Linked DNA regions of Homo sapiens: region 2 is linked to region 1. A link is an interaction called in ENCODE POLR2A ChIA-PET data of the cell type or tissue named here. Cell type or tissue: Caco-2. All regions are shown on one strand.

Region 1 (5,000 bases):
GCCTGTAATCATACGGTTATTGCATTACCCATCAGTGGTATAACTTACACAAAATGTTATCTTGTGCGATTAAAATTAGGTCTTTTTTTTTAAGTCAAGGAAACTCTCTCAAAATTCCATCACTTAATTTAAGAGCAATTTTCTAATACAGTTGTAATCAAACACATGAAGATAAGACCAGTGTTAACATGGGGAATAAATTAATGTTTTCTATTTGAAAATAAGGGGAAAAAATCTCTAACATTCATAAAATGGGAAAATCCCTTGTAAATAATATCATTTATTAGGTACTGTATACAATTAACCCTTTTAAAGAAATGAACACTTAATTCTGCAAATGAATGCTATGTAGTAAACCATAGCTGTAAATAGCCTCTTGCTAATCTTAGAGGCTAAATATGAATTCATTTATATTTAAAATACCCTTTTTGATGCTTTAGCTGTTTTTTTTTCCCTAACGATTTACTTGTGCAATGAATTTTTACTGTATTTAAAGTTGCAAATCTGGAAGGACTTTTACGTTTTATAAATGAAAGATCTTTGGGTGATGCTTAAAAAAGATGCTAGCACTATTCACAAAGGAATCTGTGTGCACAGTGATTATCTGGAATCTAAGGAGGGGTTTATTACAGGGCTATTCGAATATCTCTTATTAAAAGTGCAGAGTGAAAATATTCATTTAAAATGTATTTTTTTTAATCCAATGAATTTCAAATAAGAAAAAGTTATACATTGTTGCCTGCTATCCTTTAAGTCCGTGGCTTAAGTCCATTTATGCTTGTTAAACAGCTGCAGTATTTTAGGAGTTCTGGCAATGGTATATAACAGTACATTAGGCCAAGTACTATTCTTAAGTCAGACTGGTAAATGTTGACATCTTTTAACTGTGAGATGCCAGTGGAATTGTCTGTCAACTATGAATATAATTTAACATCTTTTAATATTCATTTGGTGCTATAGCAATGAAAGAAGTTTGTTCACTTATGTGATTTGTATAATTGGTATATTTTTATAAAACTAATGGCTTTAAAAGTTGCTCATTTCCAAATAAGTTCCTTCTCCTTCTATTGCCTGCCTAAGTTTAGGGAATTTGTGTCTCGATAACTTGTTTTAAAAAATGTGAGATGCTTCTTGTATTTTTATTTTAGTTTTCTGGTGCACATTGATTAAAAGGACCATTGACAGACAATATGTTTGTGTTTTACTATCCTGGACCTGGTTATGTTTTCCACTTAGGGATTTGGGATAGTTTTTATATTAGTATTATATCTTTAAATTTCTGTATGGTATCCTCTATGCAACTTTTAAGATGGAAAATATTAATATGCATGTTTGATGTAAAGGTAAGGACAAGTATCTTTTGTGGGCAAATTAATTTTTCATGTTAGACAAGATCAAAACTAACTGTTTTTGACAGTAATTTTTTTATGACTTAACTTAAAAATGTGTATTCAGTTTCAATCTAAAAGTAGCTTATGTCAGACAGACACAGAGATAGACTACTTTTAAAGTCAATGCTAAAAAACTAGTTTGCAATGTTGTGAAAATATGCATTTAGAATAACTTAAGTATATTACATTAGATATTTAATAAAGTAAGGTGTTTAGAAATATGAGATTGTGTTACATTTAAAAAGACAACTGTATGTCTGATCCATTTTCTATGTTCACATTTAAATAAAGTTCTTGCTGTGATGTTTAAATGTTTATAGAGAGTACAGGCTTAATAAGTTGAATATGTATTAATGCATTTTGGTAAGTGATGATATATCAACACTTACACAGTTCTGAAGACAATAACACACACACATACACACATACACACATACACATACACACATATGTTCATGCATGCAAACCTGGAGAGAGACTTCACTCTTAATAAGTCATGTTACACTGCTTCTAATGCATACACAGTGATTATTTTGAAGGTGTGGAACTTTAAGTTACGTTGTACCAGAAATGGTGTTTTCAGGACCAAATGTTTACTTGTAAGGGTAAAAAGTGTAATGGTCCTTTTATTCTGGCAGCCTGAATGAGAATGCAGGGTATTCATTTCATGTAGTATGATGGTGATTATAATATGTAGGGTACAGATTGGAGTGTTCAGTTTTCCTCTATCAAGATAGTATTTGAACACAGGGCTGTTAGTTAAGAAAACGGGTTGTATTTCCACTTAAAAGAGTTAAATCTTTTAAAAAGCGTAATACATTTTAAAAATCATGAATACTGCATTTTGCCCTTTAATTGGAAGGATCAACTAGGAAACTTTGGAGAGAGAAATAATTTTCTAAATTTACCTCAAGTTAATATCCATTGTCTTGAGTGGACTCAGATGTCCCTTTCATGGATTGCTTTGAAACTTGGATTTAGGAAAGATCTAAACTATAAGTAGACTGTTCCTATTTGAAAAATCAGCTATGGTTTTTCAAAGTGAGGCATGGTAATAATTCATGCTTAAAGTTCCCAATAGCTTTTGATTCCATTAATATAGGATGCTCCATAGTGATTTGCAATGTGAGAATAAAAATAAAGTGTGGCCATATTCCCTTTAATCTTTCATTTCACAAACATGGTTTTTCCTACCACCTTAAGAAATGGTGAGGCTGCTAGGGAGAATGGAATGTAACCTGAGCTACAGCCTGACATTCCCAGGGAGCATTTTTCACATGAAAGGCTTTTGTCAACCCAGGAAAGGACTAGCAGTTTTTGTTTGATGTTTGCAGGTGTTCAGCAGAAAGCACTAAAACAATTCAGCCATGATGGTTCAGAGCTTCGATGACCTTAACAGGGAAAATTGGTGGGCTCTGGAATTATTTTTAAGAAATAGTTATAACCTATATGGTAACTTAAACAAAGGGATTTAATATCCGTTATATCATTGATCTTAAAACAAACTAAAAGCATCCACATGCCTGGATGATTGGAAAATTATTCTCATTGAAAAGTAGGATACCTAAGTTACCAAAAAAAGAAAATCATCTAAAGAGTCTATAATTTATTGATGAGTATGGACTTAATTTTCTGATATAGCAGAAGGACAGTTTATTTGGTTACTTTTGACTCTTGTGAGGAAAAGATAAACATCCTAGCTTTGACATCTTTTTAAAAAGTCGTTTTAAAGTTGGGCCACTAAAATGATACATTCTAAAGAACTTGTTAGATCAGGTCTGGTCACATCTGTTACATGTATTTACTGCTGGTCTATGACAGATACTACATCTTTCTCCCTTAGTTTAAAAGTTGAGCTTTTTCCCCTGTGACTGTTTAGTTTTACTGAGGTGTTCAGGTATTGTTAAAAGATTGTCAAATGAACGAGTGTTTGAACAATTAAGAGCAGCGTTAAAACACACCACATCTCTGTTGTGGGTCATTTTTGGAAGAGGAAAGTATTGCCTGAAATTTACCTAAGTTAGCTAACCTATATCCACATGACACCAACATAATATGCCAATTTAGTGAATTCATTGAGGCGGAAAAAAATCAGTCCGGTGGGTAGTTTTGTATGATACAGAAAATTAACGTGGTCACATCCTGAATTAGTTTTGAGTTCATAGTGATGGCATGAAAAAAAAATTGGTTTCCCCTTAAAGATATTTGTTGAGGAGAGCTGCTTAATATTGTGTGTGTGTGTATAAGTGAGTGAAAACACCCTTAAAATCGTAAATGGTATAATTCATAAGGGTTCTGTGGCTTTTTGTAAAGGGCAGAGTAATTTAACAGGTTAAAAGAAGTACAGTGGCGTTAAACCCATTATGTTAGAATCACAGAATTTTGGGTATAGAAACCCATTAGAAATGTTGCCCAGTGCCTTCATTATACAGGCAAAGAAAACTGAGGCCCAAGATAAGGAGTTCCAAACTGTGCTTTCTTATTTGTTATTTTAAAAAACAAGTTTTTATTTGCTAATTCTCTATGGCCCTGCAAATCCTTTATTGGAAATAACCTTGGTCTCACTGCTGTCTTTCTGTCCTTTGTACTGCGTAATGGGGCTTGAGGATTAGTGTGCTGATATTTGTGCATGTAAATGCTTCTGTATATGCATGTGCCTTCTGAAAACTTTTTTAGGTTTGGAGCTGAATTTTGGATTATTGATCATTCTCTTTTGCCTGGTCTTCCCTGTGACTGTTTTGCATGATGTTGGGTAAAATAATAGTGTGGGTGAGCATGTCACAGTGCTTCTCAGTGTGTTAGAGAGGTGTGCTGTGTACCTTATACCTGTTGTATTTTTTAAATCCTAACAAGAACCTAATGAGATGCAAGGATTACTACTATCCTGTATTCATAGCTGAGGAAACAGAGACAGATGTTAAACAACTGGATCTTAAGGCAGCCAATAATGAAATTAGGTTTTAACCTCAGGTTTGTCTAGCTCAAAGTCCTGAGTTCTATACACACACACACACACACACACACACACACACACACATCAGACAGCTCATTTTTGCAAGATTATATAGGCAAACAGTGTGATATTGAGGCTTCGCACGAAATGCTATCTGTGATCTTTAGGGTAGATAGCATTTTTAAAAATGTGTCTAATGTTGTAATGATGTCAACCATATCCATTATTTTTCCCGCCTTTGTATCCAAATAAACTACCCTTCCAATTTATGACAGATATCAATGTGACTAAATATGTCTTTCTCATATCTTTATTAGTTTTACTAAGAAAATACAGTAGATATTTTAAAAGTTGTGCTTTCATTCTGTTGTAAGTTGATAGTCTACATGGATGCCAATGAAAACATGTTTTTATGTAGCTAATCAATTCAGAATTTGAGGTAACCAAGCCTGATGTATTAATATGTAAAAAAATAAGGATCTCCTGTCTTTAAATATAAAAAAGTTTTGCAGTTCGTTGTTAGATCTTTGAAACTTAATATTCAAGAACAATACCCTCAATTCTATCTGCATCACTAAAATAAGCAGTTTTGAAGGTTTGATATGTCTGTTACCAGACATGTGCTTAAAATGTTACATTTTCTAAATTCAGAAGGC
Region 2 (5,000 bases), 200 kb after region 1:
CCCTCAGTGACCAGGAGCTGTGAACTTGGATAAAAAGCACATGTGTGCAGATATCATTAATATGTCTGAGCCTCTAGCCATTCCAGAATATTTTGATGGAAAAGCTCCCTAAATATGTAAAAGCTTTGCAATAACTAAGAAGCTAGTGTGTAAGGTAGGGTGTCAGTCGTCCCTGATGAAACTAGAGAGAGCCTTGACTATCTTCAGCCCCCAGAGGACTGATAAGGCCTCCCTTGTTCTGGTTAGACCCAAACTCTGAGCCAGGCTACTAGGGCAGGCAATGCTGTATTTTCAGTAGATGTGATTCTCAGAAGGCCCATTTGCCAGAAGCATGAGCCCACACCTATATCATGTTCCATGGAGAAAATGTGGAATGAACTTAGAGATTAAAAACTTTGGAGCCATAAGTGGGAGGATCCCATGAACTACCCTTTGACTTTCAAAGGGTGGATGGGTGGTCAGACCTTTCCACAGTCCTAATACTCTATAGCCCAGGCTTTTTCTTAATAATAACTTCCTCCTCTCTAGAAATGATTCTCTCCCTCTTTTTTCTGTTCTAGTGTAAAAATGGTGCCTGTGTGTATCCGAGTCTTTAAGAGGAAATGGACACATTGGCAAACCAGTGCCTCCTTTGGCTCTGTGATGTGGCTGCTGTTACTACTCAACTGGAGCACCCCTTATATTCCAGTCTCCCCAGAAATGCTCAGGAACAGTGGAGACTCAATGACAGAGGGTTGAGCCCTCCTGGTTTTTCAACTGGTGAAAGAGAAATTCAGATGGTTAAGGAGATAGCAGAGTAGCCAGCACTCCGGGAGCTGCTCTTATCTCTGCTATGAGGCTGTGCATGGGGAAGAGTAGGGCTGCTTGGAATGACCTCCTTACTTTTCATATATTGAAACATATTTCTTTTTCCTTGATATGCTCCTGTATTGTTTGAATTTTATTTTATTTTATTTTTTGTGGTAAGCATTGTTTTCTTAATTAACAATGAAAGGTTGTAGTCAATAAACTAGTACTTGATGAGATTTGAGAAAAACTACAAAACTGTAGATTGCAAGTTGGCATTTGACCAAGAAATTATGATTGTGCTCCTTGGATTTTTATGCTTAGGAAAGAGTGCACAAGAGGGAAAAAGCTTTCGGTCAGAAGATACCCATTCTAGTACTAGCTGGAATGGTGGTAAAGAATACGAAATGGTCTGAATGTCCATGGCTGTGTGATATTGGCGTATTTTGCTGTCCATGGGTCTAAGTGGATGGTATTATAGCTTTGAAAGAGTCATGGCAAAGGAGGGAACAGGTGTGTCCCAAACCCTAATGAACTCAGCAGATTGGCCTGGCATTCTGGCAATGTAGTCATTCAGCGGAGCCGTGGGGACTCCCTGGGTGGGGACCCAGCATGCTTCTGGAGGTACCTGGGAGGCGCTGGGAGTAGGGCCTGCTGTACTGGTTTGACTAATGTGGTGTAGGTGTTGATGTTGGAGAGTTGGTGGCCAGTCTCAGGCTCTGTTCTGGCACTACTCCAGCTTGTTGGTCATGAATGCAGATTGAGATTGAATGGCTCCTTACATTTCCCTTGAAGAAAGGCAGCTTTGTCTTCCAGGAATGAGCTGATGGCAGTGGCCGTGTGGACATTCTGCAGCTTTGGCACCCAGTAGCGATGGCCTGATTGCCTTGAAACTGGGAGCCTCTAGGGCCCTGAGAACTTGAGCAGGGCTGGACAAGCCTTGGAGCAGAACTTTGCTGTGAATTCTTTCATTGACTCGCAAAAGATGAAGGACTCTAATCCCTGATATCTACCTTTCCACTTGACCTTTTTAGTCTTCAGTGGTCTTTTAGAAGTAATTTTACCTGGCCGCGGTGGCTCATGCCTATAATCCTAGAACTTTGGGAGGCCTAGGCGGGCAGATCACCTGAGGCCAGGAGTTCGAGACCGGCCTGGCCAGCATAGTGAAACCCCATCTCTACTAAAAATACAAAATTAGCAGGGTGTGGTGGCTCACGCCTATAATCCTAGTTACTCGGGATGCTGAGGCAGGAGAATCACTTGAACCTGGGAGGCAGAGGCTGAAGTGAGCCAAGATCGTGCATTGCACTCCAGCCTGGGTGACAAGAGAGAAACCATCTAACAAAAAAAGTTATTTTATGAAAAACATTTGGAGGTTTTCTTTTGGGTATGGCAGGCAGATTGGCCTCTTATTTGGCATAGGTGAAGAAGAAGAGTTGAATAAAAGTAGTTGGGGCATAGAATGGCCATGCAAGTTCCCAACTAAATCAGGGTCAAGTTTAAATGTATTTGTATTTTGTTCAAATTCATCTTTATCTAAAACAGGCTGATGCTGTTTTGTCTCTGTGCTGCAGGTGGATAGCCACAAATTTGACTCTATAGTTACCAGTTATCCCCCTGCCACCCCTTGTTTTTCTTCCTGATTTCTCTACTTCCAATCAGCTGCTCTTTTAGAAACCAATAGAGAAGTGAGACGGGGTGGGGGCAGAGGAAGAGAGAAAGGGGGTAAGGGGGAGGGAGAAAGAGGAAAGAGAGGTTGTTTTTTGTCATTAGTGAGTAAAAATCTGTCGGGCTCGGGTAGTTTCTTAGTGAATTCAGCATTTAGTGATTAGATTAGAGGGGTATATTTGAGCTGAAGATTTTGGGAACTCACCTTTCTGCTCTACAGAATCCCTAGGTTTCTCCTTTAGCTCTACTTTCTGATTCATTCCATCCCCATCCACTGACCCCACCGCCAATATTGAGGTACTTGTGAAAGCTCAGAATCTCCAGTGTCCTCAAGGAGCTAGCCCCAAAGTGCCCCCTGGTGGCTAGAGGAGAAAAAGACAAGATGGAGGATGGGAAAAAGGTCAGGTGGATGGATAACTTTGGCTCTTCTTTTGGCTCTTCTTTTCTGATAGTATTTTTGTTAACAGCATCTAATGGGTTGTCTTCTTTCAGTATCAATGTGAACCAGCTCTGAATAGGTTAGTGTATCAATGTATTTCCCTTTTTGGGTGATTTTGCTGCAGGGATTTCTTTCCCTATGCCAGTTTTTGTTGGTCTGATTTTTGTTTCTAGGCATATTGCATTGACCTGAGCCTTCTCACAGTACTGATGACACTGGGGGTAGGGAGAACAGGAGCAGTTGAAGACGACACATGCTGTCACCTCATGTGCTGGTGTGAGTGGCGCAGGGAAGGGCTGTGATTTTTTATAGGCACACTGATTAGCCAAGCACTTGTCACCTCCACTGCCGCTCATTGGCCTACTGAGTGTGAGCGTGCCATCTAATTGACAGCTGTCTGTTGTCAGAGGGCCATCTTTTCTCCTTTTCAGTTTGAGTGAACACAACAGAGACATCTGCAGAGCTCTCTGCAGCTCTGACAAGGTTGCCCTGCCTGCCAACCCTCAGACTTCTAGGCAGCATAATTGAAGAGATCAGAAAAGAATATTAACCCGTTGACCATCTTGGGCTGAGGTGTAATGACCAAAAAGTCACTTTTTAAGGTGACTGTGAGTCTTTCTTAGTAGAGGAAGACATGAGATTCTCTGTCAGAAGAGTCAGGCCAGTAGGAAGTGCTATTTCTTGGTAGTGATTGTTCGTGGGGTTTCAGTTCATCTGAGCACTTGGAAGAGGATGAGAAGTTCATTTTCAAGGTAGACCCAGTGTTTCATGGTGGGGTTACACTGAAGCCTGAATGCTGGGTCACATCATTCATGTCTGATTTGGCTTGTGTAATGACAGTAGTGCTTTGGATGTGTGTAGTTTGGATGAGGGTTACTCTTTTTCTTTTACCGCCAGGCCTGACACTGCCCTTTTAGCGTAAGATTCCAGAATCTCTTATGCAGTAGCATGGAATGTATGGCCAACCCCGTAGTAACGTGGACTGCCTCTTTGGGACATTTCCTGTAAGCCAGAGATATCAAGGTGGACTTTGTGATGGGTAGATTGTTTATTATACAGATATCAGCTTGGGAATTTGAATGTTTAATTATTTGCCTTGTCGTAGTGTCTTCAAATGAAGCTCTATTTGAGCATCTACTGGGATTGGTACAATATGCAGACAAGCTGGCTTTGTGTGGGTCGAGTCACCTGTGCTTGCAGGATGGGGGTGCTTGCTATATTTGGAAGTGATTTAGTGGTATCCTAGGTTTATCAGGAGGAAAATACATCTTTGCATTTATTTGAACATTTGATTTAGAAAGGGACAGTGTGTGGGTATTGGATAAATTGCTTTTACTCTTTCTTTGCTTTGCATTGTTCTCCCCTCTGATGATTTGCAACTTAGCAAGCCTTCATCATTGAACCTGGGTGAAAAAGAAGATCTGAGAAGCCTTGAGTAATTTGTTTCAGACTGTTTATACTCTAGTGTTTTACAGATGTGGGCTTATTTGAGGAATAGTATTGGCGAAAGGTAGCGTCATTAAACTGGTTGGAGAAATTTCAGGCAAGTAGATAGAGAAATTTCAGGCAACTCCTTTTCCAAGTTGTTGCTCACAGATTATAATAGATGAATTCAGCAGAATGTTCTGACCTCCTAGACTAGGTCAGATAACTGAGTTCTTGTCCTAACTCAAATCCTAAGTAGCTGTTTCTTAAAGCTCTGTTCTGCCTCTGCAGAATGAAGGCTTGGCCTATATAGTGTATGAGATTCCTTCTAGCTTCAGGGTTTTGTAACTATCAGAATAGGTAATGAGGAAGGAGACTATGCCCTGGTAGCCTTTAGCCATATCACAAATATTTAACATACTCCCAAAATAGCACATACAAGACAGAAATTCTTTGTACTTGAAGGGAATAATAAATACAGAAAGCATTTGAGAAGTACACATTTAATTTCTGTTAACTCTTTTTTTCTTATTTATGTTTATTATTAGATGATAAATGACTTCCTTTTTTTTAGTATTAAAACAAGGTGATCAGGATAGTGAGAGGATTGGGTCAGGTGAAACACATGACTCACCTGCGTGCTTATGATTCCCCTTGGAAGATGGTTTTGGGTAACATTCTG

What was found. Peaks named below come from ENCODE experiments on the same cell type or tissue, not always from the same donor. Only the 100,000 strongest peaks of a DNase experiment are listed, where the experiment ranks them.
Region 2: POLR2A ChIA-PET joins it to region 1 with 9 read pairs; 3 of 35 experiments call an interaction of 5 or more read pairs at or near these places.

The regions. Positions count from the first base shown.
Region 1 is chr18:55,580,171-55,585,170 of GRCh38, reverse strand. The region is part of intron 3 of TCF4 (transcription factor 4); the gene reads left to right. Among named protein-coding and RNA genes, the nearest start is that of TCF4, 5.5 kb to the left of the region's middle. RefSeq lists an enhancer at 2,396-2,990. In Caco-2, no CTCF peak of the experiment used is centred here; a DNase peak (open chromatin) is centred at 2,660.
Region 2 is chr18:55,382,549-55,387,548 of GRCh38, reverse strand. The region is part of intron 6 of TCF4 (transcription factor 4); the gene reads left to right. Among named protein-coding and RNA genes, the nearest start is that of TCF4-AS1, 67 kb to the left of the region's middle. In Caco-2, no CTCF peak of the experiment used is centred here; no DNase peak of the experiment used is centred here.